Linked DNA regions of Mus musculus: region 1 is linked to region 2. Evidence: chromatin loops called from intact Hi-C (ENCODE). Cell type or tissue: left cerebral cortex. All regions are shown on one strand. Each heading gives the region's core, and the rest is flanking DNA. Links, peaks and the distances in the headings are about the cores only. Region 1 overlaps Zkscan6 (zinc finger with KRAB and SCAN domains 6). Region 2 holds the start of LOC115487897 (a small nucleolar RNA gene).

Region 1 (14,223 bases), core at 1-8,000, 1.1 Mb after region 2:
AACAAGGGGAAGCCTGGGAGGCGCGACATTCTTCCCGTTTCTCTTGCTTGGCATTCAGGTTAGTCAGTGCACATGGCTGTCAGAATACATTATAATATCACAAGAAGACGTGAGAAAACTGTTAAGGCATTAAGTGACATACTCTGTGTACCTCTGCTGTCAAAGGAGGTTAGATTTCTGAAGGGTGTTAAGCATTAAGTGTTGCATTTTTTAAAAAGTAGACCTTATCTTTTTCTAGCATAGTTTTTAAGTTCAGAGCAATTACAGATTCACATCAGGCCCTTGTCCCACCACGCAAAATACTCTTAGCATCCCCAAAGTCTGTATTTATTACAACTGAGTTCATGTTTCACTTGGGGATCTCTCATGGTGTTGTTGCCCTTCCTATGGGTTCCATAAAGCATGGTTTCACTGCTGGTCACACTTGTGTGGAAGGGAAGTCAGTTTGTGTGGATGTATGTGCGTGTGTTTGGGGAAGGTATTCACAGACACACAAAGACACACACAAAGACACACACACACACACACACACACACACACACACACACACACATGGAGACCAGAGCTCTGTCAACATTGAACCATGTTGTTCCTCAGGAGCCATTCAACCTGTTAGGGACTCTCATTAGCCTAGAACTTAACAATTAGACAAAGTTATGGCCAGTGAGTCCCAGGCACCTGTGAGTCTCTACCTCTCCAGCACTGGAACACAAAAGCACCAACTTCATGCCTGGTTTTTTGTTTGTTTGTTGTTTAGTTGTTTGGTTTAGTTTGGTTTTAACATGGGATCTGGGGAATATACCGCAAGTCCTCATGCTTGCCTGGCAAACATTTACCAACTAAACCATGTCCCCAGCCCACTATACTTATTTTAATAGTAAGCACATCATTTTTTTCTTAAAACTCAAAGCCTTGGTTTCAGGCTTCACAGGGGCCTGGTAACAAAGTGTTTATTGACTTGGCCAGAGGAGATAACCAGAAACAAAGGACTTCTCCGTACAAGCAAAGGGCAGCAGTAGGCACTGTCTGGAGTTCAGAATGACTTATAGATTTGTCTCACTCTGACACAGTCCTCTAAGTAGGCCACTTGAGGACCAGGAGGGCATATTCATCACACTTCGGTGACACCAATAGTCTGTGCCCTAATGGCTTCTTATGAATCCTGTAGGGCTACAGTTTGGGACAAATCCAGAATGGAGTTATTCTCTATCTTCTCACATGACAGAAATTTTCCCCATGTACAGTAAGTAATTCCCATTGATAAACCCAAACTTGATAAAGCTCAAACCAGTTTTATGGAAAGGCAAACTTAACTGCACCATTTCCCAGGCAGGCATGGTGATGCACACCTGCAAACTCAGCGCTTGGGAGGCTGAGACAGAAGGAGTGTGCATTGGAAACTAGCCTTGGTTATGAATTCTCTCTCTCTCTCTCTCTCATACACACACACATATACACATACACACACTTTCATGTTGGCTCTGTGGTACTTTGCTTTTTGTAATAATCCATTACTTTTGTACATATCCTCTTAACCAGATTGGCAAGCAAATGGTAATATTATAGTCATATAATACTTTTTTTAAGCTGTAACATAAAAGATTTTTAGCATGCCCTGGCAAAAGTACATACATTCTACAGTCTCCATCAATGGGAAATGTAGCCTTTCCACTCAGAGTAGGAACACTCTGAGAACCTAATTTAATGCCCAGGCTTATTATTCTGTTTATTTCTGCTGTACAGAACAGACCAAGACATCAGCTCTACCCTGTCCTCCTGCATTTCCTCAGCCCCTTGATGTATTACATAGTCACACATGCTCTTGGTATCCAGAAGAGCCAGCTTAAATTTTACCCCCCAACCCCTGACAAATGAGAAGACCAGCATCTTTCTCTACCCTGCTATGCCATATGACTTCTTTACCCTCACTCAGACTAGGATGTAAGACCAAGCAAAAAACTATGCATGTTGAAGCTTCTATGGTACTTGGGACATCCATGCCTGCCAGGCCACATAGGGCTACTGGGTACATGCAATGCTGCCAACAGGACTTAGAAAGTGTTAGCCCATGAAAAAGTTTCTGACTTTGCTAGAACTACCATGGGAGCCTTCAGTACCTATGCCCAGTAATTGCACTAGGAATTAAGCTCACATCTGTACTGCTGCGGCTGAAGTGGCAACTGTGGGTACTAGGCATGTTCTAAAGCACCAGCCTTGGTAAGACAAATTCTGCAAAGCAAATACAAGACAGAACCACACTAGCAGCCAGTACCGCTGGAGTCAGCTCCCATCTATGAGTCAAAGGACACAAAGACTAGTGCTTCCAGAGACTTCTGCCTCCTTAACTCTTTTTCTTCCTATTGGTCTTTAGGGGGAGCTGACCATGACCAGTGAGATGGAAAACCTACAGAATGCCCTATATCTAGATGTGGTCCCAGAGTCCTGGGCCAGGCGAGCCTACCCTTCCACAGCAGGCCTGGCAGCCTGGTTTCTAGACCTGCTTAACAGAATCAAAGAGCTGGAGTCCTGGACAGGCGACTTCTTGATGCCCTCAACTGTGTGGCTGACGGGCTTCTTCAACCCCCAGTCCTTCCTGACTGCCATCATGCAGTCCATGGCCCGCAAGAATGAATGGCCACTAGACCAGATGGCCCTGCAGTGTGATGTGACAAAGAAGAACAGAGAGGAGTTCCGGAGCCCTCCTCGGGAAGGGGCCTACATCTATGGGCTCTTCATGGAAGGTGCCTGCTGGGACACACAGGTATAGTAATGGCATGCATGTTGACAGCCCGGTGCAGTGCTCTGGAATCTTGTTACCTAGGTGCCCTTTCTCTTCTTGAGCCTTTTTCTTTAAATCCATCCAAGAGCAAAGGTTCTGAAGGTTGCTTAAGATGAGGCCCGTGCAACCACACTAGCTGGATCTAACCTCAGCACCATCATTTACCAATCATGTGGCTGTGGTCTAGTGTTTCCTCTCAAGTGCCCCACTGACCAAACTATAAAATGGGAGAATAGCCACTGGCCTGCATCTGGTACAAAGACAGCTGACGAGGCCATGGTGCTGATGGCTGGCCTTTCTGCTTGGATGGGAAGGTATTCTGGGACTCAGAAGCCTAAGAACCACACAGATCTGAGGGGAGAAGCTGTCCCAATGGAAAGGTATCCCAAGTCACGGAGACCCAGGAACCGCACAGCTCTAAGGTGGGACAGTGTCCCGATGGAAAGGCATCCTGAGACAGGTGAGCCCAGGGACCAAATGGCTCTGAGGAAGCCTCCTCAGCACAGGCAGTCCAGCTCCCAGGGGAGGGAAACCCCAGCGGAGGAGCTCAGGAGCCCAAGCCCTCTGGCTGCTTCCTTTCTCTTCCTTGATTCTCTTTTCCCTCCAATGAGAGTCACAGCAGGCAGCAAATCTCAAAAGAGATCAGAGGCTCCAGGATGTGGAGGGATGAATCCTGCAGTGGTTGCCTATGCTCCCCAGGGCAAGCAGACAGCAGGGAGCTAGACAAAGCGCAGGGGTTCTTGGAGGGTGGAGCTTTCTACAGTAGAGATTTCCAGGAGTACTGGTAAGATTTCAAGTCCTGAACTCAGGGATTGGTGGGTTTTGTGCAAACTTTTCACCTGAAATTAGCACAATCTTGGGAGGATCCTGTTAAAGGACTAGAGATGACCTTTATCACAGTTAGGGAGGTGTGGAGGAGGGGGCCTCAGGCAGGACCCTGGCCACTTTCCCACCTTGAGGGCTTATAAAGTTTACAATGTATACAAGTTTACAAAGAGGGTCCATGGCAGGGAAAGTCTTTACTGCAGTCGAAGTGGTGTGAATATCTAACATGAATGGCAACTGGTAACGGTTACTGCATTTCTTTCCGGTGGAATGAACATAATTTGAAACTAATATTATTATAAGAACACTGAACCATATACTTTTAAAGGGCTGGCTTTATGGTATGCTAAGGACAGTCTAAGCTTGCCCTGCTCCTCCTCAGCTTGAACATTCTGTCCTGGGGACAAATGACAGTCCCTCTGTTCACTAGTTCTGTCATCCACCACAACTTACATCAACCTCTGAGAGAACTAGAAAGCCAAATCATTTTAATACATTTATGAAAACAAACCAAATTATTCTGTTCATAACAAAAGCAGGCCAGGGGCATGTGGTAAAGGGATCAGTGTCTCCCCAAGTTTCCAAGGGGTGCTTCAGGAAGCATCTAGCACATGTGGTAAGGAAGCAGAGCTGGGATCGCAGCAGGTTGTCTTCTGAAGACTCGAGAGCATCTCATCTTCAGTGTGTTTGCTGCAAGCCCAAATTTATCTGGCTAACGACTCTTTGGCTCCTGAGAACATCTTAGAATCAGTAAAAACTTTATAGCCAATTAGACAGTGGTCTTTGATAAGTCTACTAAGCCAGCCCAGAAAACCATAATCTGAAAAGTTACAAAATGGCCAAGGCCTGCCCTTGTCCCCAGTTGGGGGGAAGGGGAGGAGTCCTTCCTTGCAAAAAGTTGAAATGCCCCAGAGGTGACATGACCACATAACAAAATCTCAAAGAAGTAGCAACTCTGCTCAGCTATAACCTCAAACCCAAAGGCATGTGCTGGCAGAAACCGCACTCCCTTCCCTGACTAGAGCTTTAACATGGCATCTGCCAAAAACTTGCTCTTCATACCCTGATAAAATGGATATATGAAAAAGTAAAGAGGGAGAATCTATCTGAAAATAGATTAATCTGTACAGGATGGATAAACTTTAGAGTTCTGTATCAGCAACTGACTTTAAAGCCAGGTGTAATAGCACATGCTTAGAATCCCAGCATTCAGGAAGCTGGCAGAAAAATCCTGAGTTTAAAGTACAGCGTCAGTTACACAGCAAGACTTCCCTTTCAAATAAATAAACAAGCAAAAAAGATGATTTATGCTAAGCACAGAGAAATGTATTTTTAAATATGAGAGCTTCTCATACACTGTGGGTTATCGGGAGAACCCTGAAGAGTGGGAGGGTTCTGCCAGAACCTGGGGAAGATGGGCTGGCTGGACTCTGGGACTAAGGTGGCTCTCTTCACATTCTTGTTCTTAGACTGGGATCATTGCAGAGGCGAAACTGAAGGACCTGACACCCCCCATGCCTGTGATGTTCCTCAAGGCCATTCCAGCAGATAAGCAAGATTGTCGAAGTGTCTATGCTTGTCCTGTGTACAAGACTTGTCAGCGGGGACCCACCTACGTGTGGACTTTCAATCTGAAGACTAAAGAAAACCCATCCAAGTGGGTTCTGGCTGGTGTTGCCTTGCTTCTCCAGATTTAACATCTTTAAGAGTCCTTGGGAGAAAAAAGGAGGGCCGCTCTCAGTTCCCTGACAGGCAAGTGGGTGGTGGGTGATAGATTATTATGAAGAAGTCATAAGCATTAAACCCCTGTAGAATTTCTCTAGGGAACTTGGAGGGCCTCAAGTGAGGCTGAGTTCCTCGAGAGCCCAGAAATAATGGGAGAATTCTGAGTAGTAAATTTTTCAAATAAAGTGATTTATTCAACTCTTCTAAGAACTGTTGTCATAAATAATGGTAAAGAGACCAAGACAATCAAGCTGGTAATGACCACAGACCTTGTTCCACAGTGCAGTCCTGGACCTTTGTGCTCTGGCTCCCAGATACCTCACACGCATAGGCAGTATCTATCAATCATAATCTGCATGCCATCGCTGCTTGAGAAACACTGCCCTGTTTAGAAGGATTAGTGCTACAACACCAGCATTGCTCTGTAAAGAGCCAGAGTACATACTCAAGGCTTTGCAAGCCACATTCTTGGCTAGAAACCTTCTATATGGCCGCTGTGGCCCAAACAGGGTTACAGCCTAGACACGTAACCAAGTGAGTGTGGCTGCACTCCAGTAAGACTCACAAAAACAAGATCACCTCCATTGTAGCAGCTGTCGTATGGCACCTGTCATAGTAGCCTGGGATCGAGTCACACATCTACTAAATAACCTTCGTACTCCCTGTTTGCTGAGGGTACAACTGTAACCGTGCAAGCAGATCCTATTAGCTTTGACAGTCTGAATACGACTCGTGAGACACCCACCCCACCCCCCAGGAGAAGCTTATACTATAAAGCTACTCACCTGAAACTGTCCAGATTCCCCATTGTAGACATGACCACTGGAAATTAAATGGGTGTGCAGTTTTGATGGGTTTCACACAGCTCTGTGAATGACTTTGGTACGGAAGGTGAGGATGAGCAGGGATCACTCTTCCTCGTCTTTCATACCTTTGAAGTAGTAGTTAGTTACCATTCAGACAGTGCTTCATGAAATACAACAGGCACTCGAAGCCCCTGGAGGACTTATCAGAGCAAAGCTTGAATCCTACTTTGCACAATTCTTGACTCAACTTGGTAAAGTTTAAGAAAAAAAAAATGGGAAAGGGGAATTCTTTAGGGAAGAGGAAGGTGGTAATCCAGAAGATGGAGGGAAGTAGATAAAACAGCACTAAGGATGGCTGAAAAAGCCACAAAGGATCATACTATTTTAAAAAAAACTATAATAGACATAATTCCGTATATAAATATGCATACAGTTTTAATGAACTCTTCTTATCTAGACTGACAGCATTCCCTCCAAGAGTCAAAGACTACCTAACAAAAACCCCAACAGCAGACATGAGAAGCTGTCTTTTGAGTTTGTTGGTCAGGGCTATCTAAATATACAGCCTATTACGCTGTTGTTCTTAGTTACCACCAGAGGTAGAGGTTCCTATTGCTGCAAATACTATGCACGTCAGAAATAGGGCTCAAAGACGCCTGAGTTACATCTGACCTGAACTGCGAAGTAACTTTCATGGTACCAAAGATGAGAGGCAACCAACAGTCCTACCCAGTTACACCACCTCCCAACACAGCCCCTCCAAACCACATCAGCCACCAGCATGGCACAATAACCCTAAGGCTGTAGTAGCAGCACACATCATCCTGGCAGTAACCAATAGCTCTCTAATCCACTCAACAAAAAGGAGACCTAACTAACTACTCAGCATAGTAAAGCAATGGTCATTCGAGGAGATTCTAATATACATAGAGATAGAGATTTCTGCATGCATACATTAACATGGATAAAAATAGAGGGCATGAATTTGAATGGGAGTCAGGAGGGGTACATGGGAGTGTTGATAGAAGTTTCACTGTACCAAGGAAGGAAACTTTGAGATATACAACTTGTGATTACAAGGACAAATGGGCAGGTTAGACATATATATGTTAATAAAGTCCTGGGCAGTATTAAAAACTAGATCGATACTATTGATTTCTTCCTAACACCCTACAGGCAAAATGAGGTAATAAAGAACATTTTAAAACATAAAACACTCTGGCAACAATAACAGTTCAAGAAGGATGCCAGGAGAAAGGAGGAGAGTTGAGCCATGTGACCACGTGACAGGCAGACTTACCTGAGGTAAAGGTTGCCCAGCATGGCCCATGCTTTTGCTTTCTAGTTTCTTTCTGCTACATGACCAACCTGATAGGTTTCTAGGGGGTGGTCCTGGAGCTCTGTCCCCACATGGGCTCTTCTATGAAAACTGTATATTCAGAAGTGAGAGTCAAAACACAGTGAACAAGGCAGCTACAAGGAAGATAGAGACCAACTCAGCTCAGTTTATTTCAAATAAAGGACAGTTAGACAGGAACTCTGTCACCAGTCTGACAAAGATGGCATGCACTCACAGTCGACCCTACCTCCCCTTCTGTGACAGCCTGCTCTAGAAGCCAGTCAGGCTCTCATTGGAGAGCTACTAAAGTCATTATCTACACTGCATGTCTTTCCCAGGGGGTCCAAAATAGGAGGCCAGCTGAAACAAACAAAAACTGTTTTATTTCCTGGTGCAAAAGAAAAACTAGACTCAACTCAGAACAACATCCCCTCCACATCAAAACAGTGCCCAGCTCCTCTCCCTCCAACACACAGAGAGGAGGAGGTCGTTTCTGGTCCAAGCTCTTCCAGGCAGAGGTGAGCAGGCTTGCAGTGGACTGTAGTACCTGGGGACGTGGCTATGGGCAGGGCATCTTCCCCAAGTGTGATCTCTGATGCTTGTCAAGGCTGGAGCTCCAGCTGAACTGCTTGCCACAGTGGGTACATTTATAAGGTTTCTCACCCGTATGAACCCTTTGATGTCTATTGAAGTTTGACCTCTGAATAAAGCTTTTCTCACAGAGGGGGCATTTATAGGGTTTCTCTCCTGTGTGGATTTTCTCGTGGTGGCGCAAGCCTGAGAAGTCACTGAAGCCTTTCCCACAGTAATCACATTTACAGGGCTTCTCTCCTGTGTGAGTTCTCTGATGTTTCACAAAGTCTGAGCTTCGTAGAAAGGCTTTTTTGCAAATGTGGCAATGAAAGTATGTCTCTCCCGTGTGAGTCCTTTGGTGAAAAACAAGCTGTGAATTCCTATAGAAGGTTTTCCCACACTCTCTGCAAGTGGGCAGTTTCTGGGCCATGGGGGATCTGGCCTGTCCCTTCTGAGAGGCCTCTCTCTTCTCCTCTAGCCACAAGGCAGTCAGTTCTCCCAAAGACGAGCTCTGTATGTGCTGACCTGGCTGTTTCCCAGAGCCCCTTTCATAAGGAAAGAGATGCGCCCCAGTTCCCTCACCCTGATGGTTTTCCAGAGCCTCTGGGACACTGTCTCCTCCAAAGCGATGCGGCTCACTCTCACCGAAGAAATCACTCAAGGCAGTCTGTGGTGGAGCCTCACCTGATGCCTGACAGAAAACATCCAGACATCCCTGGTCCCTGTGATTTTCCAAGTTTAGGTTCTCTTTGTCATTTTCTTGTCTGTCTTCTGAAAGGAAAAAGAAGGTTTAAGTGGCAGTAACTGCTATGCCCTGTTATCCAAATGATGCAAAGATGGTGCCAGGCCAGCATCACGTTTCTTTTTACTGAAAGGGTATCAATAAATGTGGAAGAAAACTATCACCCAGGTGCCTGAGCACTCCAGACTCACTCTGCCTGGGCTTGGTTCAAGGCTACATCAATTGGCTCTGAAGCCGAGCCACTCATTCTGAAGAGCACTGGCTTCTAGTGAGCTTTTCTGATTCCTCTACAAGCAGACAGTATGCACTTAAAGGCCCAACCACCAAAGTTATATACGGTCAGTGCTTCTTAAGATGGTTGGTTTTCTTTCTAAGGTTTATTCTTATTATCTGTGATTATGTGTATGTAAGTATGCTTGCATATGTACATCCACGAGTGCAGGTACCCACAGAGGAGCTAGAGTCACAGACATCTGTGCTGGGAACCAAACTCAGATCCTCTGCAAGAGCAGCACACATGCTCTCAATGCTGAGCCATCCAGCCCCAAGATTTTTATTTGATTATATATAAAAGATAAACACAGGAAGAATTTAGGAGGAGAAAATAAACACATGTAAGAAACCCAAATCAACCCCAACAGCATTACCAATTATTATGGGATATACGACACTGGGCTCACAATGCAGCCCCAGCTAGCCTGGAACTTTCATCAGCCAGGCTGGCCTCAGACTCCAAGGGATCTGCCTGCCTCTGCCCCCTGAGTGCTGGATTAAAGTGCCACTGTATCTGGACTTCCAGTCTAATTTCACTTACATGCACATATGTATAGCCTACTTTTAGATAAAACTGATGTCATATTGAACACAGTTCTATATCTGGCTAGATAACATTTATATAGTAAATATTGACCCTGGTCTATTTAATATTTAACATGAATTCTCATATAAGAAACCTATGGGGGGCAGGGAGGGACGTGTTGAGACAAGGTTTCTTTGTGTTGTCCTGGCTGTCCTAGAACTAGGTCTGTAGACCATACTGGCCTTGAATTCACAGAGATCTACATGCCTCTGTGCTGAGACTAAAGGCATGTACCATTACCGCCCAAGAAATTGAAAATTTAGTTAATAAATTTCATTAGTTTAGTCAATAAACTTCATTAATGTTTTATTGTATCCATAATTTTATTGTAGGCTCAATGCAATAAGGCTATATTGTGCCACACCAGCTAACTAGAGCAGTTCTATGTGCCTTGCTATTTATATATGTTTTATGTAAGTAGTTTTGGTTTTGCTATGTTGCCCAGGCTACCCTCAAACTCTTAAGCTCAGGTCAGACTCCTGCTCAGCCTCTTGGGTAGCTGGGAATTCAAGCCCTGGACACCGCATCTAGCTATACATGCTTTAGTAACTTGTGTAGACAATTATGCCTTTTCTCATAATGCAGGTTTCTGATTATTATTGATCTGGTAAAGATTTTAATTTTTTCTTTTGGTTGGAAGGTTTATTTAAACTCTTTAAAATTACCTTATCCTTATAAATCTGAGATTTTATTCAGTGCCAGGCATAGCATCATACACCTATAATTCCTGGGTGGGAAGGTGAGGCAGGAAGATCACAAGTTCAAGGGCAGCTCAGGCAACAGAGCAAGACTCATCCTTAAAAACAAAAAACAAAAACAAGGAAACATCCTGAGCTACAGGTTCAAGGCCAGCAGCTCTACCTCAGACTCGGCCTCAAAAAGTTAAACCAAACTGAACAAAAACAAACAAGAGGTTGTTTTCTTCTCTCTTTTTATTCTCACCTTACCTGAACTGCCAGGCCTACGCACCGATCAGAGATAGAACTAAACATGTTCATTCTCTGAGTGCCAAGACAGAGCCCATTCAAAGTAAAGTACTGTCTGCTGTCTTTAAAGAAGAGTGCATTAACAGCCACCATGGAAATAATAATAAATATATTGTGAATTTAGGAAGTCCCCACTGTGGAAACCTATGCCCTTAGTCATGTTATTTACTACAATAAATATCACTGTAATAAGCAATTCTTTTCATAAGTGTTTACCCATTTTCTGATCAATGCCTTAAAGGAATTCCTCAGAGCACAACTGCAATACCTAATGGCTTGAACAATATGGTTTGGTTTGGTTTGGTAAATTGTTCTTAGATTTATTGTGTGTGTGTGTGTGTGTGTGTGTGTGTGTGTGTGTGTGTGTGTGAGAGTTACAGGTGGTTGTGAGCTGCTATGTAGATCCTGGGAACCAAACCCAGCTCTTCGACATGAATCCTATACCACTGAGCCATCTCTCCAGCCCCGCAGTTCCTAACACCTCCTGGCATCCTGACTTTCTCAGCAGGGCTCTCCCGTCTTCTGCTATGCTGTTAGGCAGGAGAAATGGGAGGGTGCTAATACTTGAGTACTGAATGCTTTTTCTATGTATGCTATTTAGACCAGTGAAAAACGGATTTTTGTTATTTTAAATGTTAATTCCTCAGTGATAAAAGGATAAATCTTTTTCCTCCCACATCTGGGAGCTACTTTTTATACTCCAAGACTGATGTCCAAATTTTACTGAAAAAAGTAATTTGTTCTCATCAACTTAGTTTAACTTTTCTCTATTTTAAAAAAAATTAAAACAGACCATTATTTATCTATCAAATTCACAAAAATGTTTTACACCAATTTTGTTGCAGTACTTTTGTTTGAAGTTATTCTGATGTATAGAATTATTTTTACTTTATAGGCAAATTATTATTATAAGTCTGTTAATCTTTTCCTCAAAGATTTTTTCACCTCTATGCTTAGAAAAATGTTTCCAATCCAAACAGACTGCAAATAAAATATCCACTCATGTTTTTTCTTCTTTGTGTCTACTTTGCAAATTATTTTTGCAAATTTAAAATTGATTTCTAGCTTATTCTGTTAAGCAGCATAGGCAAAGCTCTCCAGCAGCTCCCTCACAGCCCTGCACAGAGAAGCAGCTCCTGCCCAGGGATCCCGGCTGCCTCCTTCATCAGAAGCGACCTGACAACCTCAGCTTCCTGGGCTCCTTCCCGAGGTATCGCTTCCGACTCGGCTCCCTGTTCTCCTCTGCTGTTAAGATATCTACTTAGGAATCACGCAACTGGTTTGGGGTTTTTGTTTTGTTTTACTTTTCTGCTGTTGTTTTATTCCCTGGGTATCCTGACTACATATGCAGTTTACAACTTTTTGAGGCTGACCCTGCTGATCTGCTTTCACTGTGAACTCTCCTTTCACATGGTCAAAGACAGCCTTTCTCTCTGACTTCTGCACTTGGCCTTACCACACATCTGGCAGTCTGCCCAGCTGTTGGATTTTCCAACTGGTCCTCTCTTACCTTGATGCAGTAGCCTCCGCCCCAGTTCAGTCTCTCTCCCTATAAACCTGGACCCCTACTAGGCCCTGTACAAGCTTCTCTCTCCAAGTGTTCTCTTCCCATCTGTCCTCATGACCTCCAAATTAATCTTCCCACACTTACTTCTACTACGCTTTCTCTCAGTTCTATCTCAAGCTATAAAGACAGGCTATGCAAGGCAGAATCTAATGGGGCCAAGTCAGCAAGAAGGATGGATGGAAAAAAAAACAACAAAACCCCAAGCCAAACAGAAAACAGCTGGGATATAATGAGCTGAATATCACAAATAAAACCCAACTGCTAAAAGGTTAGGCAAGCTCTGTTCTTACTCACTCTTACTGGGAATATAAATATGTCAAAAAAATCATCTCTAAAATAATAATGGTAATAATAATAATAATAACAATAACAGGCTCAGTGTATAAGACCACTTACTGTTCTTACAGAGGACCTGGGTTCTGTTCTCAGCACCCATGTGGGAGCTCATTAACTGTGTGCACTCCAGTTCTGGGGAATCTGATGGCCTTTTCTGGCCTCCTTGAACACCATGCAATGCATGTGGTGTAGATATATGCAGATAAAATACCCATATACCAAAAATTTTAAAATTCAAAATTTATAATATTAATCCTACGAGGTGAAGCAGATAGCCCCAGTCTTCCCAGGCTCCTTTTCTAGGAAACACTCATGAAGCGCCTTCTCCCAAGTTTGCTCGCCTGTCTTCCCTGATGACATGACAAGGTGTCAATCGATTGTTCCAAAGGAACTCTTGTGAAATAGTAAATATACTGCTCCAAATTAAAATCAGAACTGGGTGGAATGTGTGGTTCGCATGTACAAAATCTGACGTGACTCCCAGAACAAAAAAACAATTGATAATAAAGCCATATCTATCAACTCTTATTGTCTGTAGTACATTAGCAGAGGAAAATGATTAGACTCCATTAGGAAAAGGATAATCTGAGTCCTTTTCCTTCTCCAGGATTCTAGAATTCAACACACATGTACATGGGCATGTGTGTACACATGGGAGTGACCTATTTAAAAAATTCAGATTTATTGCCAGTCTTCAAACATGCTAAGCATCAATTGATGCTGCTGTTTAATGAAGTCCAGGTCCACAGAGACCATATAGAACACTCTTCTGTTTGTTTATTTTGCTGAAGTAGGTGGTTAGCACTGATTGGGATTGGGTTGAGAAAGTTTGGTTTGGGCCAGCAAGACGGCTCAGTGGTAGGAGCGCTTTCTACCCAAGCCTGACGGCCCCCACAACAGTGGAGACGGCCGCATGAGGCTGCGCTCTGGCCTCGGGACTCATGCAAATGGCCGCATGAGGCTGCGCTCTGGCCTTGGGATACATGCAAAGGCACAGCATACCCTCACACAGGTCATAAACACAGGCTAACAAATACAAGTTTTTTACAAATCCAAAAAGTATTTTCTCTGAATTTCTTTACTGATGTACTGGCTATTACATGGAGTCTTTCTGAGGAAATTTTAACTACCTATATTGGCCTCATGTTGTCTGAATATTAGTTCTCTCTGAGAAGGCAAACTATTGAAATAGACAAGACTGACAGTAGATCCAACATGTGCTCTTTCTTTCATGGTTAAATAAATATACCTACAGCCCTGCAGCCAGCAACTGCAGGTAGTCAAGATCACAGTTAGCTATAATTAATGCAATAACTACTTCACCCACCACCTGCAGTTTGATCTGCAGAGGTCAGAAATGGCTAGAGACTATGATACCACTGACCTTTGCAGGGGAGTCTTGCCATCTTCTCAGCGCCGTGAAGGTGCAGGCCCACCAGCTCTTCCCCATATTCTGCTAAGTTAGTCAAGTCAGGTTTGGAGTTGGAAATGCCTGCTACTGAGAGAGAGAAATTTTGTGGGCTTAGATAAACAGTGACGTCTGGGAGCTCAAAAGAGAAGCCCAGACATCGAGTCACTTATATACACTCACCAGAGAACTAGATGATAAGGACATATGGTGAATGCCATGAAAACAAGAATCTAGACAGGTGACAAGGACCCAGGGACCACTGGCAGTCTGGTGCA
Region 2 (15,556 bases), core at 2,832-10,831:
CATATATTTATATATATATATTATGTAATATATTATATATTACATATTTGTATATACTATATTATATATTACATGTATATATTCATATACCCACACATACATTAAACCCCCAAAGCATCCAACCAATGTATAAGGCAATGAATTGAAAAGACACTTTTAAAAAATATTTATCTTAAACATTTATTTTAAACTTTTTGTTGATTTTTTTGTGAGTTTCATATCATGCACTCCAGTCCTGCTCATCTCCTGACCCCTAATACCTGTCCCTCTCCCTTGCTACCTCACCCCCAAAATAAACACACACACACACACACACACACACACACACACCCCAAACCAAAGCATAGAAAACATCTCATCATAGATGCTGTAGCATGTCACAGTGTGTCCCACAGTATACTCTTTGTCCACACATCTTCACTTGCAAATGTTCATTGCAACGAGTCATTGGTCTGGTTCAAGGCCTCTGGCTTCTGAGACACCATCAATGTTGTATCCTCACGGGAACTCCTTCCCAGTTATCCTGTCGTTGCCCCGTATCGTGGCGATCCTGCAGCCCTAGATCAGCAGGGCTGGTCCTTTCAGGAATCCCAACCATTTGCAGTTGATAAAGCTTTTGGGGTGGGACAACTCGGAGCCCTGGAACTGGTCCTCAGTGACAGCTGAGCTGGTCAGAATGCCAGCTCTTCTTTATCTGCACCAACAGGGTGAGGTCTCCAACCACTGCTCCACTAGGCCACCCAATGCTGCCACCCATTGCAGCTGGCAGGGTCAGCTCTCCAATTCTGCTCTCATGCCCTTGGGGTCAGTTCACCTGCACCACACCTCCAAAGCCAGCTCTACTGCACTGCCCAGTCAAGGTTCAGAGCCCACTCTCCCAAGTGCTGCAGCCTGTGAGGGGCTAGGACAGCTCTCCCACTCTCACACCCTTGGGGCTGGCTCACCTGTGCCTTTCTCAATGAGGCCAGCTCCGCTGTGTTACTTAGATGAGGTATGGGGCCTGCTTTTCTGAGTGCTACAGCCAGTGAGGGGGGCAGAGCTAGCTTGCTTGCTCATGCCCTCAGGGCTAGCTCTCCCAACTGCTGAAGGGGCTTGGGGCTGGGAGGGAGGGATATCATTACCCCAGTACCTCCTCATAGCACCACCTCATAGCAGATGCATGATGGGGCCAGATCTCCCTCTTGCTTGCCCTCGGCTGGCTTACCGACCCCACCTCCCCCCCCTGCTCTGGCCCCTGCAGAGTCAGCTCTGTTGTGCTGTCCAGGCCCAGGTGAGGTACAGGGCCTGCTCTTCTGAGTGCTGAAGCTGGTGAGGGGCAGGGCTAGCAGCTTTCTGGACTGCAGAGGTGAAGAGGGGCTGGCGCGGGGAAGGGGGCCGCTTCACCGCTGTACCCGAGACACGCCACAGCAGACATGTGACAGGGTCAGCTTTCCCACACTCACACCCTCAGGTCTAGCTCATCCACACCCTCTCCACTAGGGCCAGTTCCAGTGTGCTGCTTGGGTGAGGTGTTGGGCCAGCTTTCCCCTGTGCCAGTGAGAGATGGGGTCAGCACCGTCCAACCTTTGGATTTCCATGTGGTCCCTGGTGGCTGCTCTGACTGGTGAATGCCCTGACAGGACATGTTCTCTAGTGATAATATGAGCCAGGGTCATCGACACAGACCCCCGGGTGGTGCTTAGCCACAGACCCAGACATGGTCTCAGTGGCAGCTCGAGCTCAAACCTCCCCATGGGTCACTCACAAGAGGCTACTTCTCTGCACCGTCCACTCTCCAGGTCTATCTCTGTCTAATGCTTAAGCTGTTTCTCTCTCTCTCTCTCTCCCATCTGTCCACCACACACTAGCACACTGTCATGGCTCCTGCTGCTGCAGCCTGCTCACGTGGCTGGCAGAGCCCTGAGTGACATCCTCCCTCTGCGCTGGATGGTGTGAGAGCAAGCCAGTGTCTATGGACCACCAGTGCCATGGGGTGTTGGGCAGGTCTGTGGGCATCTTTTCCCTCTCTCACTGTGTGGCATGGAGGACCCCAGGTCTCTGCTGCCATTCTCCTCCTGCATTGTACTGACTGGATTTGATTTGATTTGATTTGATTTATATGTGTCCTAGGCTTAAAACAGCTTTGGTCACCAAGCCAGGCACCAAGCTAGGATGAACAAAGGACTGCCATCTGTTCTGCCCCTGACTGGTAGAAGATCAACACCACCGACAAAGGGCCTCTTTGACCATTTAGCTTAAGTTGAGTAGCTTAAGTTCATTTAGCTTAAGCTCTGGGATGTGATAGTAATGTTCCTTTTGTTGTTATCTGTTACTGCTTTATCAAGTCCTTGGAGAGTCACATGTTTCTTTTTGATTGTCCCCTTCTGGTGTTATGAATAAGAGAGCCATGTATCTGCTGAGCAGGATTCTGCTTGCTGCAACTGTCCCGTGTTATCCCTTCTAACCTACGCTCCCTTAGTCCTGCCTATACCCCTTGCAGAACACGAGTCCAGAAGGTAGCATGCCCTTTTACAAATGCAAACCAAACGAGTACTTTAAAAAAAAATTTTTTTTTTATTTATTTTACGTACACTGTAGCTATCTTCAGACACACCAGAAGAGGGCGTTAGATTCCATTACAGATGGTTGTGAGCCACCATGTGGTTGCTCGGAATTGAACTCAGGACCTCTAGAAGAGCAGTCAGTGCTCTTAACCACTGAGCCATCTCTCCAGCCCCCCAAACTAGCACTTTTATAGGAGACTACTATGGCACTCTTTTATTCTGCTATAACTAGAATATCTGTGATGCTATTTGGAGCTTAGACAATGACATTTATAGAAAACAGTGTGCCCGTAATTATTTGGCCCCTACTCTGATTCAAGATTCAAGTTTATGTGTTCATTGCATTCATGGCTGCAGTAGATGCAACGATGAAATATGAGTGCCTGGGCAGTGCCGCGCCACAGCATGCTGTAGGTAGTTGTACATGACTGAGTGTTTTCCTTGTGTGTGAGCATCCCAGCCATCACCAGTGGCAGTACTAACATAACTTGTATCTATACCTGGCTTTACTCTTGAAACCAGGAAGGTCTGGGAGAATTTTCTACGATGATAACAATGTCTTCTCTCTTTGTCCAAATCACAGCCCGTGGCCAGTATGGTTGTGAAGACTTTGAAGGTGACCAGTGTGAGTGAAGAATTGCATTTTAAATTTTGTCTAATTTTAATTTAAATAGCTACACAGCACTGGTGGCTGCTGCATCGGATAGTGCAGGCTGAGCTGGTGCTGATGGGTGAGATTTGTAAAGAGTATCCATCTGAGAGAGGAGGGAAGTGAATCTTGTTGACAATCTTAGTAGAGCGACAATATGCAAATATCCACCTAGATCAGGCCTAGGAAGTCAGCCACAGGCTGTGATGTCTTTATCTTGATTCCCATCGTCTTTAGCCATGTTTTTTCTATTATCTATGCCTATTTGTTTACATATTAAATAAAGCTTTTTCCACACTCCACAAACTAGTTCTGTAATTGCAACACCACAGACAATACTTCTTGGTACTTTGCAGACATTTGCTGAAATTTGCTTTCCTCCTTTTGGAGGGCTCTGTTTATACATGACATTCTCAAACAGCCTATAGTTCTGTAGGACAAAGTATAAATGTATATTATTAAAAACATTCATTCTTGCTTTTGGAAACAAAATTAATCTTTTGACTAGTGCATGATTTAAACGGCAGGCAGAAAGCATCAGCAAGGGGAATATTTATATAACCATGCAAAGGAAAGAGTTCAAATATTTCACATGAGACCATCTCTCTCATAAATTACCTGTGACAAGCAATGCCTGCTGGATTAACATGTAATCACTTAATAGTTGGTCAACATTTGAGAGTGTCTGCCACACTGAAACCTTCTAGAGTAGCTCACCCAGTTCTCTATGGGTTAAGTCAACAGGCCTCAGGTTTGCAGGACCAGGCTTTGTGTCACAGGGACCATGACAATTTCTGAAGACCCCATTAGCTGTCAGAATCTAGAAGAGGTTCTATGCAAAGAGTGAGCACAGGCTGGACCCATGCCTCCTGCACATAAGTAGCAAATGGACCGCCTGGTTTTGATGAGGAGTCCCCAACAACAGGAATGGGGTCTGTCCCTAAATCTGTTGCCTGCCTGCCTGTGGATCCCAGGACCCTGTTTCCCTAACTGGGTCACACCTTGTCTGGCCTCAGTAGGAGAGGGTGCACCTAGTCCTGTAGCTTCTTGATGTGCTGGTGTGTGTGTGTGTGTGTGTGTGTGTGTGTGTGTGTGTGTGTGTGGTGTTACCCGGAAGGGGGCTTCCCCTTCTCTGAGGGAGGAAATGGGTGTGTAGGGAGGATCCTTATGAGGTGGTACTGGGAGTAGGAGGGAGCTGGGAGGGATGCAAAGTGAATAAATGAATAAATTAAGAAATAAAAAGGAATTTGGAAGAGGTGTGGTAGGAGGAGTACAGAGGTGTTACTAAGTATCCTGTAATGCAAAGACCAGCTTCGTGGAGTGATAAGGAAATATGTCAACCCAAAATAAGCCGTGCTGGCACAGAGCTATAATCCTAGCACTTGGGATGTGGAAGTAGAGGATCAGGAGTTAAAGGTCATCTTTGGCTACTTAGAGAGTTGAAACCAGCCTGGGAAAATGTGAGACTCTGTCACCTGAAGGTGGGAAGCCCTGCTGTGAGCCCTTGGTATTCAAATGTGGTCCCTGGGGACTGATAAGATCCACAGGTTCTCAGCATCCATCTCAACATTACTGAATCAAAGCCTATATATACTTCAGTAAGATACCTTAGTGATCTGTATGTGCTCCGTAGCTTGGGAAACCCTGGCGTCTTAGTGACTTCTGTGTTAATATACTATAACACCCAGACTAAGAAGTGTAGTGGGTTAGATGGGAGCTGTTCCCCCACAGACTCATGCCTCTGGATGTTTGTTCTGGAGCTGAAGATACCGGTTGGGGAGGCTATGGAAGCTTTGAGGTATGGGGTCAACCTGACAGGAGTGGGTCTTTAGAAATTGACAGAACTACTCTGCCTCGCCTTCCCTACCAGGGTAGCCTAAAATCCTTCTGCATCCCTGAAGGAAAATAAACCCCCATCTCTTGACTTGTTTCTGTAGGTGTTTTGGTCCCATCAGAAAGAATAGTAATGCATTAGTTATTTTTTGTTGTAAAAAAATACTCAAGAGAAGCAATTGAAGAGAGGATTGATGCTTTATAGTCAACCAGCAGCTTTAAGCAACTTGTCACATTACAACTTCAGTCAGGATGCAGAGTAATGGATGCTACTCATCAGCTCTTTTTTAAAAAATTGTTGTCCCTGGATCCAAGTCCACGAGATGCTGTTGGCCGTATGTGGAGTGGATCTTCTAACCTCAATTAACTCAATGCAGAAGGTCCATCACAATACTTGCCAAGAGGTTTGTCTCCTAGGTGACTCAAAGTCCTATCAAGTTGACAGTCAATATTAGCCATCAAGTAACTAATATAGACAATTGGTACTCAGACAAGTGGAGTCAATTCTGTGGTAAACTTGGCCTTGCTGTTCCTAGGCCTTTAGAACTTGTTTTCAGGAGGAATGTTTGGAAGAGTTAAGAGCTATGAGATGGAGAAGCCTTAGGGATCGCTCTCTCAACAGAGGTTCATGGCTGATTCTGCTGGGTTCTGAAGATCAGAACTAGGTAGGTAGATGATCAGAAAGGGAAATGACCGTGTGCAGAAGATGCCAGTGCCTGAGTGGCCTGCCTTCAAGGAACCTGCTCTCTGATGAATTTAGCCCATTATCCCTTCATGAGTGTGGAACCCCCAATAAGCTAATTACCATCTTTCAGGCCCCATGTATTAAAGGCCCCTTCACAATGAGAAGCAAACACCCACCACACAACCTTTGGAGAACAAACAACATCCACACCATAGCCGCTTGTCTTAGATCATGAACCCTGCACTCTACTCACAGCGGGTTGCTTTAGGGGAAGTCCATGGGAAAGCTGGAAAACAATTCAGGATCAAATGCCATCAAATGTCCGACACTGGCACTATTGATTAAGGAAAACAGACAAAAGGAAAAGGCTACCTGCTTCTCTTTGTTCTCAAAGAGACCCATAGCACAGATACAGACCTTATTTGTCAACTGTGGGAGTGTGGGAATCGAATCAGAGGCATCCTCAGATGAGCAAGAAATCTGGGCAGCAAACGCCCAGAGCAGAGGCAAACTGGTGGTACCAGAGAATACAGGAGAAGATAACAGCAGTGGGCAGAACAGAGACCAAGGAGCCTGCAGCCAAGGGAGGCACTCTCAGCCAACCCACTGGAGAGATGTTTTTGAACCAATTTCTTTCTTTCTGTAAGATCATTTCTTTGCCTATTCCTGTGTTTTATTTTTTCCTTGTCACCCATCCCTAGAGGTAGCCTGCTTCTTAGGAGTCTGAGAAAGAGGTAAACACAAAGTATTAAAAAAATGGAGAATATTTTTAAAAAGCAATAGTTGATAATTCAAAAACTATACTATGATCAAACCATTAGACAAGGTAGGCTTTCTATGTAAAGAGTAACAAGGAAACTATTGAGAATGGCACAAGATGGATTAATAACAGTCAACAATCATTAATAATAACTAATAATTAATAGAGAACTACTATGTTCCCGGTGGGAAGTCTTTTTCAGCCAACTCAACTAAAATTGGCTTTTATGAGTAACACTGACTTACAAAGGAATTCAGTAAGAATTTGTGAAACTATTTAATACCAAAGAGAAACCGAACCTGGAATAAAAATGTGTGATAACAGATTAGCTATCCTAAGAATAAAATTTTGAATCTGGAAGGGCAACAAAGTATATAACAAAACTGCAATAAGCAAAGTAATGTAGATTTGAAGTTTAAATAGTTTGAAGGACAAATGGATCAAAGAAGCCACTAGAACATACCTGTGTGTGTTGTGATAGGTGGCATGTGCAGGAAGTAGCCTATGATAGTAGCAGCATATTCTTCCCAGGAAGAGCACAGCTACCTTTGATAGATACATGCACACATGTACACCCTGTATGGGTAGCTATCGCATGTGATCATGTCTATCCTGACCCATCTTTTAAAGCATCCTTGTATAAGGTACCCAGTACACTGTTTGTATCTTCAGCTACGCCTTGTGTGATTAGCAGTAAGCCGCACCTCACTCACAGAAAGTGGTCTAGCCTTGACGGGTGATTTTCTATGTCGCTCCCCCAGTCACTTTTGATGGGGAGCTCATTCCTCTCGATGTGGCCCTGATTGTCTGCTTTCTCTGGACATAGCTCTTTCTCATCATCTTCCTTTTTCCTTTCTCCTGGACTCCTAGTTCTGCTTACAGGGCCCAGAAGTATTGCATTTGAACAGATTCTAAGGGAAACAGAGCATCTATTTCCAAAAAGCTAGAGCAGACAAAACTCTAGACACGCAGTAAAGAGAGATATACTCTGGAAGCACTGGGTCGACATTCTCAACTCAGCAAGGAGTTCAGGCAAATCATCCACTCGATTTTACTTCTTCCCGGTTTTTCTAGATTCCATAGTAGAGGCAGTGCAATTCTGAACACTTTGATTGGCCAGGCTTCCACTCAAAGCCATTGATGACTGTGCACCGGAACACATCACTTTATCTGCCTAGGAGGTTTGTTCTTGCTTCAATGTTTCAGGAATATAAGATCAGGGGCACAAGGAAAAACACACTCTAGAATAAATTTCTCCCATTGAGAGTCCCACAGTCTGGTAGCTGAAAGAGCAAGAATTAGGTGACAACCAAGGAACCAGATTACAGAGAAGCTCAATTACGGCCTGCTGCTTCATCCGTATAATTTATAATTAAAACATAACTAATAGAAGGAGTCAGTCTATGCTTCTCTTTAGACCTTTGTCAGAAAATATTAGGATCACGCCATAGAATGTGACTTCTTAAGACCTGCTTAGCAATCTCAGCTTTAATTGCCACCCAGTTTATTAGCGCACGCAGTTAATTATTGTGCCTTGTACCTAGAATATTAGCTATGTGCAAAAGTCATGGAGAACGATGCAGCTTCTTGTGAAACTGAGTCAGATGGATCACCCACAGAGGGTTTCACCCTGGGAGAATGTGACAGAACCCATCTGCTTCTCCCTTTAACCAGCTTCTTTAGGATATGTCATTTCTTAATACGAATTATGGACTTCCCATGGAGGAAATGCCTCCCTGGGACCTTGTGGTGATGGTTAGGGTGGCACAGTTGTTCATCAAGTCCTGGTTTTTAGCATGCTCCATTGGGGACAAGTCATGATTTCTCATTATAGTTCTGGGGGAAACCCACAGGTGATGGCATAGAATACAGCAGAAGGTTTGTGAATTAAGAAACAAATAAGTTTTGGACCAGCAGAATGGCTCAGTAGATAAAGGTATTTGTTCCTATGTCTGAAGACCCGGCTTTTATCCCAGGAACCCATAAGGTACAAGGAGACAATCACGTGAATGCTGTGCTACACACACACACACACACACACACACACACACACACCCCACAAACACACACATGCATACATGTATACTCACTAAATAAATAAATGTGTACACTCACTGAATAAATAAAAAAATGTAGTAACATTTAAAAGAGAAGCCATGTTTTTTGTTGTCAATTGTGCATTGGCTATGGGCCTTTCTTCCAGCTGCCTCATTCATTAAGCTTTGGTTTCTTCCTCTGTTAAGCAAGGCTTTGGTAGTCTGGGCTGGCTTGCATGGCTGCCCATGACTGATACGCATGAAGAAGACAGAGGGACAGGCACTGCAGAAATAGAGTGAAACCTATGTGCCTGCAGTTTCTACACCTAGAATTTCAGGAAGCTATGAATCAAAACCATCTAGAGAATAATTGCTATTTCATCTAACACAGGCAGATTTTTTCTTGGAATTATTCCCCGAAGGATACATTAAAAATGTTATATAGCATTTACTATGCATTAGGTGTTATAAGTAATCCAGAGATGATTTTTAAGAAAAGATATATTTATACAGGAGCGTGTGATAGATTACAGGCAAATATTATACAATTATAAATAAGGGGTTGGAATCTCTATAGATTTTGGTATCTGTGGAGAACCCTAAGACCAATTGCCTGTGGTCCCAAAGGGACAGTTATGCTTCTGTCCTGACAGTACCTACTGCTTACAGCCTCTCTGACACCACACCTTGGGCAGAGCCCTGCTCTGGCTGCAGGTGCCTTACCTGGACCTCCTATCACATTCAGCAAAGGTTTAACGGAAACAGAGAAGGTTGCGGCTCACATCCCATTTCTTTAAGGAGGTTAGTGATTGGCCTTTCAGATGAGGCCAGTGCCCTATGGAGGAGGCTTTCTTGGCATTCTATATTTCTCCCTGAACACATCAGCTTCTTGGAGGTGGGAATCAGAATGGTTTGTTCCCAGCTGCGTATGCAGCTCTTAGTGGGTTTCTGGTTGTATTGATGAGTTGGAGAGTGCTGGAGAAATAACACCTGAGTTTGCAAAAAGATAAAGGGAAATTTTTACAGAGTCTGAGCTGAGACTTGAAGGGAAGATAAAGCGATTCATGTGAGGCCCTTAAGGACCCAAGGGTATAGGGGGAGCTGTAGGGGAGGAACTGGGCTTTCAAGTCAGATACTCCTCCTAATTATGGGAGTTGGGAAGGTTATACACTGAAGGGTTACAGTGAGATTAGAAATATTAAGTGCAGAATGCCCGGCACTATACTTTACAGATGACAACCATTACTGCTTTGTTTCAGCCTGAGTACTGCAGAGAGCTGTGAGACTTCACACACAGCCTTTCAACTCTCTGAGTGCTGTCATCAGAATCCGTGCCATTATTTACATCTCTACCACACTAAACTGTAAGACTTGCATTTCTTGTCATTAATAATAATTTTGTCATTACTTATTGTAATGGTCAACACTTGGGACCCGCATTGAGTCTGAATTATTTCCCCAAGAACTGGGCATCCATTCTTTTCCTTTGAGAGTTAAACTGTAAAATATGCAAAGTCACCAAAAATAAATGGAATGGTTCTCGGGCTAGCACCATTTGAATGTAACTTGGTGACTATATTAACATATTTAAAGAGATACTGTCAATCAAAGGATGGAAGGACTGAAAAACACAGAGGTGTCACAGAGGTGAATGGAGATCCACATGACCAGTTGAGGGGAGGACGGGAAAGAGCAGATTGTCAGACAGAGGGGATGCATTTTGGCTTCCAAAGATAAGCCAGTCTCCAGGGTACAGAGAGGCATTGAAGATGTTAGCCATCTTTTCTCTGCTCTCTGATGCATCTGATGCCTTCTTAAAGGTACTGCCCAACCTCAAGCCCTAGATGAGGCAGGTCTCTGAAGAGAGTGTCCTTGGCTCCCAGTCCTTGACCTTGACCATAACTGATGGCACAGCAGAACCTGGTTTATGGTGGTCTCCATGTTCTAACTATTTAAATTAGGTGCTAGGAGACTGGGTCAGCTGGCTGTAAGGAGAAACAGGCTGGAAAGCTGGAGCATCACTGTAACAGAAAGCTGCTATCCGGGGGTGGGAGGTGGTCATATTGACGCCATGTACCAATGAGGAACTGTCGTAACAAGAGAAGAATAAAGGCAATATGCAGAGAGAGAGACAGAGAGAGAGAGAGACAGAGAGAGAGAGAGACAGAGAGAGACAGAGACAGAGAGAGACAGACAGACAGAGACAGAGAGAGACAGAGACAGAGAGATGTATGTATTCCATAAGTCTTGCCATGCTTCTAAATAGCCTTCCCACTTTACTCAAGTGCAATGTACACACACAAGCAATTCATCCCATAAGATGGGCTTTTAATTGATAGGTTTGGCTTTCTCAGTTTTCTTTGATGGGGACATCCACTGTGAGTAAGATGCATGGATCAAGCTGTCTCAGGCTGGAATTTGAGTCGAGGTCTACATCTATGATTCATGGCCTGTCAATATGACAGGGAAAGCAGTATCTTGTTGTGTAATGATTCAGTTTCACCATTGGATATTTTAGCTTTCTATTGCTATAGTAACAAATTACCATAGGTTCAGTGGCATAGAACATTGTAGCTTTATTAGCTTGCAATTCTGGAGGTTGGAAATCTGACATGGGTCTCAATGAGATAACACTAAGATGCTGGCAGAGTAAATGCTTTCTGGTGGCTCTAGAAAAGAATCCACCTTAAAATTTACTTGTTTCGCTTTCTAGAGACACCCAGCAATCCCAGACTTGTGGCTTCTTCCATTTACCCAAATGGAAGACCAATCTCTGATGAGCTGGTTAGCAACCCTAGTTTTCCTTTCCTAGTGTCACTTATAAACACACATGTCCCAGTGAGTGACACATGAGCAGCCTTGGGGCCAGACATTATTCCTGGGGAGAGTGTGGGAAAGGAAAAAATGTTAACATACAGATTTCTTTAAAAAAGACCCTCTGGTTTAGGAAAACTTGGTGCTTAGTAAACTTGAAACTTTTCCTCTTCTGATTGGCATATGAAGGATCCATATGTTGGTGAAGATTATTGATCTCCTATCCCTCAGGCCTGGGTTTTTAACTTACTGTAATTTAGGATTACCCATTTCATTTCTTTGAGCCTCGGGTTCTTTCTCCATAAAATGCAGGGCGTAGTAACATTTTTGAAGGATTAAATTAAATTAAAAATGCATTTTCAAAAAAAAAAACCAGGATAAATGCATTTTTTCTATTTTTTCTTTCCTGGATATTTCTTTCCCAATCCTGGGAGTTTGGACTACTGAATGGGAGATACACAGAACACTTCTCAGCGAGGGGGCGTGTCTCTCTGTGTGAGGGGCGGAAGTGATGTGCTTCCAGGAACAGGAAGTCAGTGTTATCCCACTGTGGAGGTTGCAGTCTTCTGCCTCTTTTGCCCATATTTTGTTTTCATTTTTAATCTGTGGGAATGGAAGCCCCCCTAAGGGCTTCCTCTGCTCTTTCTTTTCTTGCAGCAGAAAAATGACAAGGCTCAGGAAGCCAAGAACACAATGTTCCCCTGGGCCTCCATGCAGGAGCTGCCAGGACAGTGATTTGGGGGTTTGTGTGAGTGATGGGAGGAATGAGCAAAACCTCAGTGGATTCCAGGCTGCCTGTGGCCTGGAGCAAACTGTGTCCCTGTCCCTTGAACAGCTTCGTATTTCCTTAAAGGATCCATGCCCTGTAACTGTGAGTGAATTCTCTGCGTGCTGTAATCATTGGCACAGCCTATGGTTGTGGAGGGAAACGTTTTTTTTCCTTTCTTTTATGTTTGAAGGAACTTGGCAGCCTTCACCTTCCTGGTTTTAGTGTCCAGGATGGAACTATTTGGAAAGAGCTGTGAAGCTGGCTTGTGGCAGAGAGACTGTTGGACTTCAGCAGTGACATAATGGCAATGCAATGAGGCTGAGTAGCTAAGCCTCTTTGCAACATCCCAGGTGACTGACTGCCGTTTTAGCTGAAAAAGCAGTCTGCTAATTGGGAAGTGTGGCTCCACAGCTCTCCTTTAGTTTTGGATACAGCAACTCAGACCTATTGGCAGCTCACAAAACAATCACGTACATCAGTATTTTTCTTGACTTGGTGGGTCTCCCAATCAGATAAGTTTTGAATGGAGATCCCTGCTGGCTTAGAAGGAGCAGTCACTACTATTCTGACTTCCAGTCCTCCCAACTGTATAGTGACAACAGAAGTAGGGTTGGAGCACTGACCATAGCCCTAGCACAACCCTAGGCCCGTAGGAAATGCTTGGAAGCTGATACAGTTTTTCCTTTTGAGTTCTCTGCATGCATTGGTTATCCCTGCCTTTCTCAAAATGCCTCTGTCATTCAAAAAGCCTTATATCCAAGTGTAGAAGGATTTATAAATTCATCTACAAAGAAAGCACTCTCCTTCATGCATCTTTCTTTGCTCCCAGTATATGTTTGCCTTTTCTAGATTTGGAAACAGAAGAATCAGGGTTCTCGGGAGTTAAAGCTGTAGGGTCACATGGTGGCTCATGGCAGAGTGAGCTGAAAGAGAAGATACCATTTCCAGCGGGGCAGGCCTTCACTATCTCTAGATTGGATCGCTTACTATGATTTCTATTTGATGTGCCCATCAAAGGAAGACAAAATCAACCCTGAAAGCAAAAGAAACTAGCCCTCCCAACACAAATGTTGGCAGGGTTCCCCAGCCCAGCCCATTCCTGGGAGGAGGGAACTCTAGTCAATCAGTGGGAGAGTTCTGGTGTCATGCAGGAAGGGTGGAGCCCACATAGTTTGCATGTCAATCTTCATAGAATGGAAACTTCTATCTCCCCAACCTGCCTGAATCCTAGACTTGTTAAACTTCTCTTGGTGTGAGTCTAGGCTCACTGGAAACTCTTCTGTGTGTGTATGCATGGTGTTTATATGCACACATGTGCATACAGTTGCGAATGCATGTGTTTATGCTTGTAATGAGAGGCGAAGGACAGACATTAGATTTCTTCCTATATTGCTGTTCACCTTATATTCTGAGCAAGGTCTCTGAACTTAGAGTTTGATGAAGGGTACTAAGCAGCAAGCTCCAGGGAGCTGCTGGCCTCCCCCTCTCCAGTGTGAGGGTTACGGATATGCACCTTTTACTTGGATGATAGAAATTCGTCGTACTCAGGTCTCATTGTTTGCGTGAATGAGCCATCTCCATCACCCTCACTAGAAATCTATTCTCTATGATTTATCCTCTCCTTGTTTTACTTTGAGGGAAAAATGGGCTACTGATATGGATGGCTTTTGTTGTTGTTGTTGTTGTTTTAAAGATTGATTGATTGATTGATTGTGTGTGTGTGTGTGTGTGTGTGTGTGTGTGTGTGTGTGTGTGTAGTGTGCCTTCATGCAGGTACCTACGGAAGTCAGAAGAGGGTATTGGATCCCCTGGATCTGGAATTACAGGCAGTTTTGAACCACTTGATATGGGTGAGGGGAACTGTAGTCTGGTCCTTTACAAATGTACTATGTTTTCTTAACTTGTGACCCTTCTGTCTAGACTGAGGTTTTAGGCCTCAGTCTCAACAATTCTCCACTGTGAATGGAGGCACCAACACTCCAGCTTTATACAATAGTGTTGTGTCTGGTTAGTGTATTTTCCAAGACATGTGTCCCTTTTTCGGTTGGCTATGTCCAAATATCAGACCTAAGGATTTTTCTTGAGGTTGGAGTCTTCTCTGAAGTAAGAGATACTGGCTTTGTTTATAAGACATTATGGAAGACAATCTGTTGTCCTTTTCTCATGGGATGATCCACTGGCATCTTAGCAAATAACATCTTATATTGTGATACTAGTCATACACTGCTCCCATCTTACGTGTGACAACCCACAGTAACTGTCTTACATGATGGAAAGATCTCAAGAGTTAGAACCAGACACACCTAGGCTTGGTTATATCTGTGTTGCTGTTTAGTGACATGATTTGGGGTCTATAATCTAATATTTCTAAATAACTAATTTCTCCATACATAAAGTATTTCTTAGGACTGTTTCGAGGATGAAAGTGACAAAGGCTAGGCAAATGTAGTTATGATCATATGTTTATTGGGAGGGACTCACTGATGTAGAATGGGGGATTGAGTATGAACCTTTCATTCCAACAGATATGGCCAACCCATATGCACAGTGTGAGAACCCTGAGTGGTTGTCAGAGACAACCAAGAGCATTAATCCTGCTAGTGTGTGCTTCTTAAGGAAGAGCTTCCTCTATAGTTAGGACACCAGTGACATTGGTGGTCTCTATTTTCCTTACAAGGGAAGAAAGTCTGGGTCTCACGGTTTGGTTTCATTATGCTGGGGTTGCTGGGATTAGAAAGTTTTGTCGAGCTTTCCTTTTTCTGGGCAAGACTGCATTTTGACATTTTGGATTGTAATGACAGATCATCTTAGGACACTCAGAGATGGAAACCATCAGTTTATCTGTGGAGAGGGAATAACAGGAATGGATTCCCTAGGGCAGGATGAAATTCCCTTTTGTTGTTGTTTTGAGACAGTTTCTCTGTGTAGCCCTGACTGTCCTGGAATGCACTCTGTAGGCCAGGCTGACCTCAAACTCACAGAAACAGCTCTGCCTCTACCTCCTGAGTGCTGGGATTAAAAGTGTGGGCCACCACATCCAACTTCAGGAGAAAACTTGATCTCAGACATTGTTACTTTGGCATCATGGAAGCCGTTACATTTGTATCATGTTGTATCTTTTAGCTATGCTGAGTTCACTTTATGCTGTGACAATGAATCTTCATTTTCAATTTGGCTGGAATCACCCAGAAGACAAACTTCTGAGTACATCTTTGAGGGCACTTTCAGAAGTAAGAAGAGAAGTTCATCACTGAACATGGGTGGCACCATCCCAGGGACTGGAGTCCCAGACTGAATAAAAAGGGAAAAGGAGACAAGCTGAGTATCAGCAGTCACCCCTCTCCTTCCTGACAGCAGCATAGTGTAATTAACAGCTTCATAATCCTGCCATCACAGCTGCCCACCAAGATGGCGTGTACCCTCAAACCATGAGCCATGACAAGTCTGTCTTTCTACTTTCCTTTCCT

The links. A loop is a pair of places that touch in the nucleus more often than their neighbours do. Peaks named below come from ENCODE experiments on the same cell type or tissue, not always from the same donor. Only the 100,000 strongest peaks of a DNase experiment are listed, where the experiment ranks them.
Region 1: a loop joins it to region 2, with 4 times the contacts of the local background. A loop is called at or near these places in 11 of 42 quality-filtered maps.

What each region holds. Positions count from the first base shown.
Region 1 is chr11:65,822,637-65,836,859 of GRCm38, reverse strand. It overlaps Zkscan6 (zinc finger with KRAB and SCAN domains 6), which reads right to left. Exons shown (of 7, transcript NM_001302374.1): 6 at 13,922-14,035; 7 at 7,621-8,818. The coding sequence ends at 8,034. Dnah9 (dynein, axonemal, heavy chain 9) reads left to right here. Exons shown (of 69, transcript NM_001099633.1): 68 at 2,372-2,761; 69 at 5,074-5,536. The coding sequence ends at 5,301. Among named protein-coding and RNA genes, the nearest start is that of Zkscan6, 23 kb to the right of the region's middle. In left cerebral cortex, for the core only: no CTCF peak of the experiment used is centred there; no DNase peak of the experiment used is centred there.
Region 2 is chr11:66,879,119-66,894,674 of GRCm38, reverse strand. It overlaps LOC115487897 (a small nucleolar RNA gene), which reads right to left and starts at 2,235; the gene lies at 2,097-2,235. In left cerebral cortex, for the core only: no CTCF peak of the experiment used is centred there; no DNase peak of the experiment used is centred there.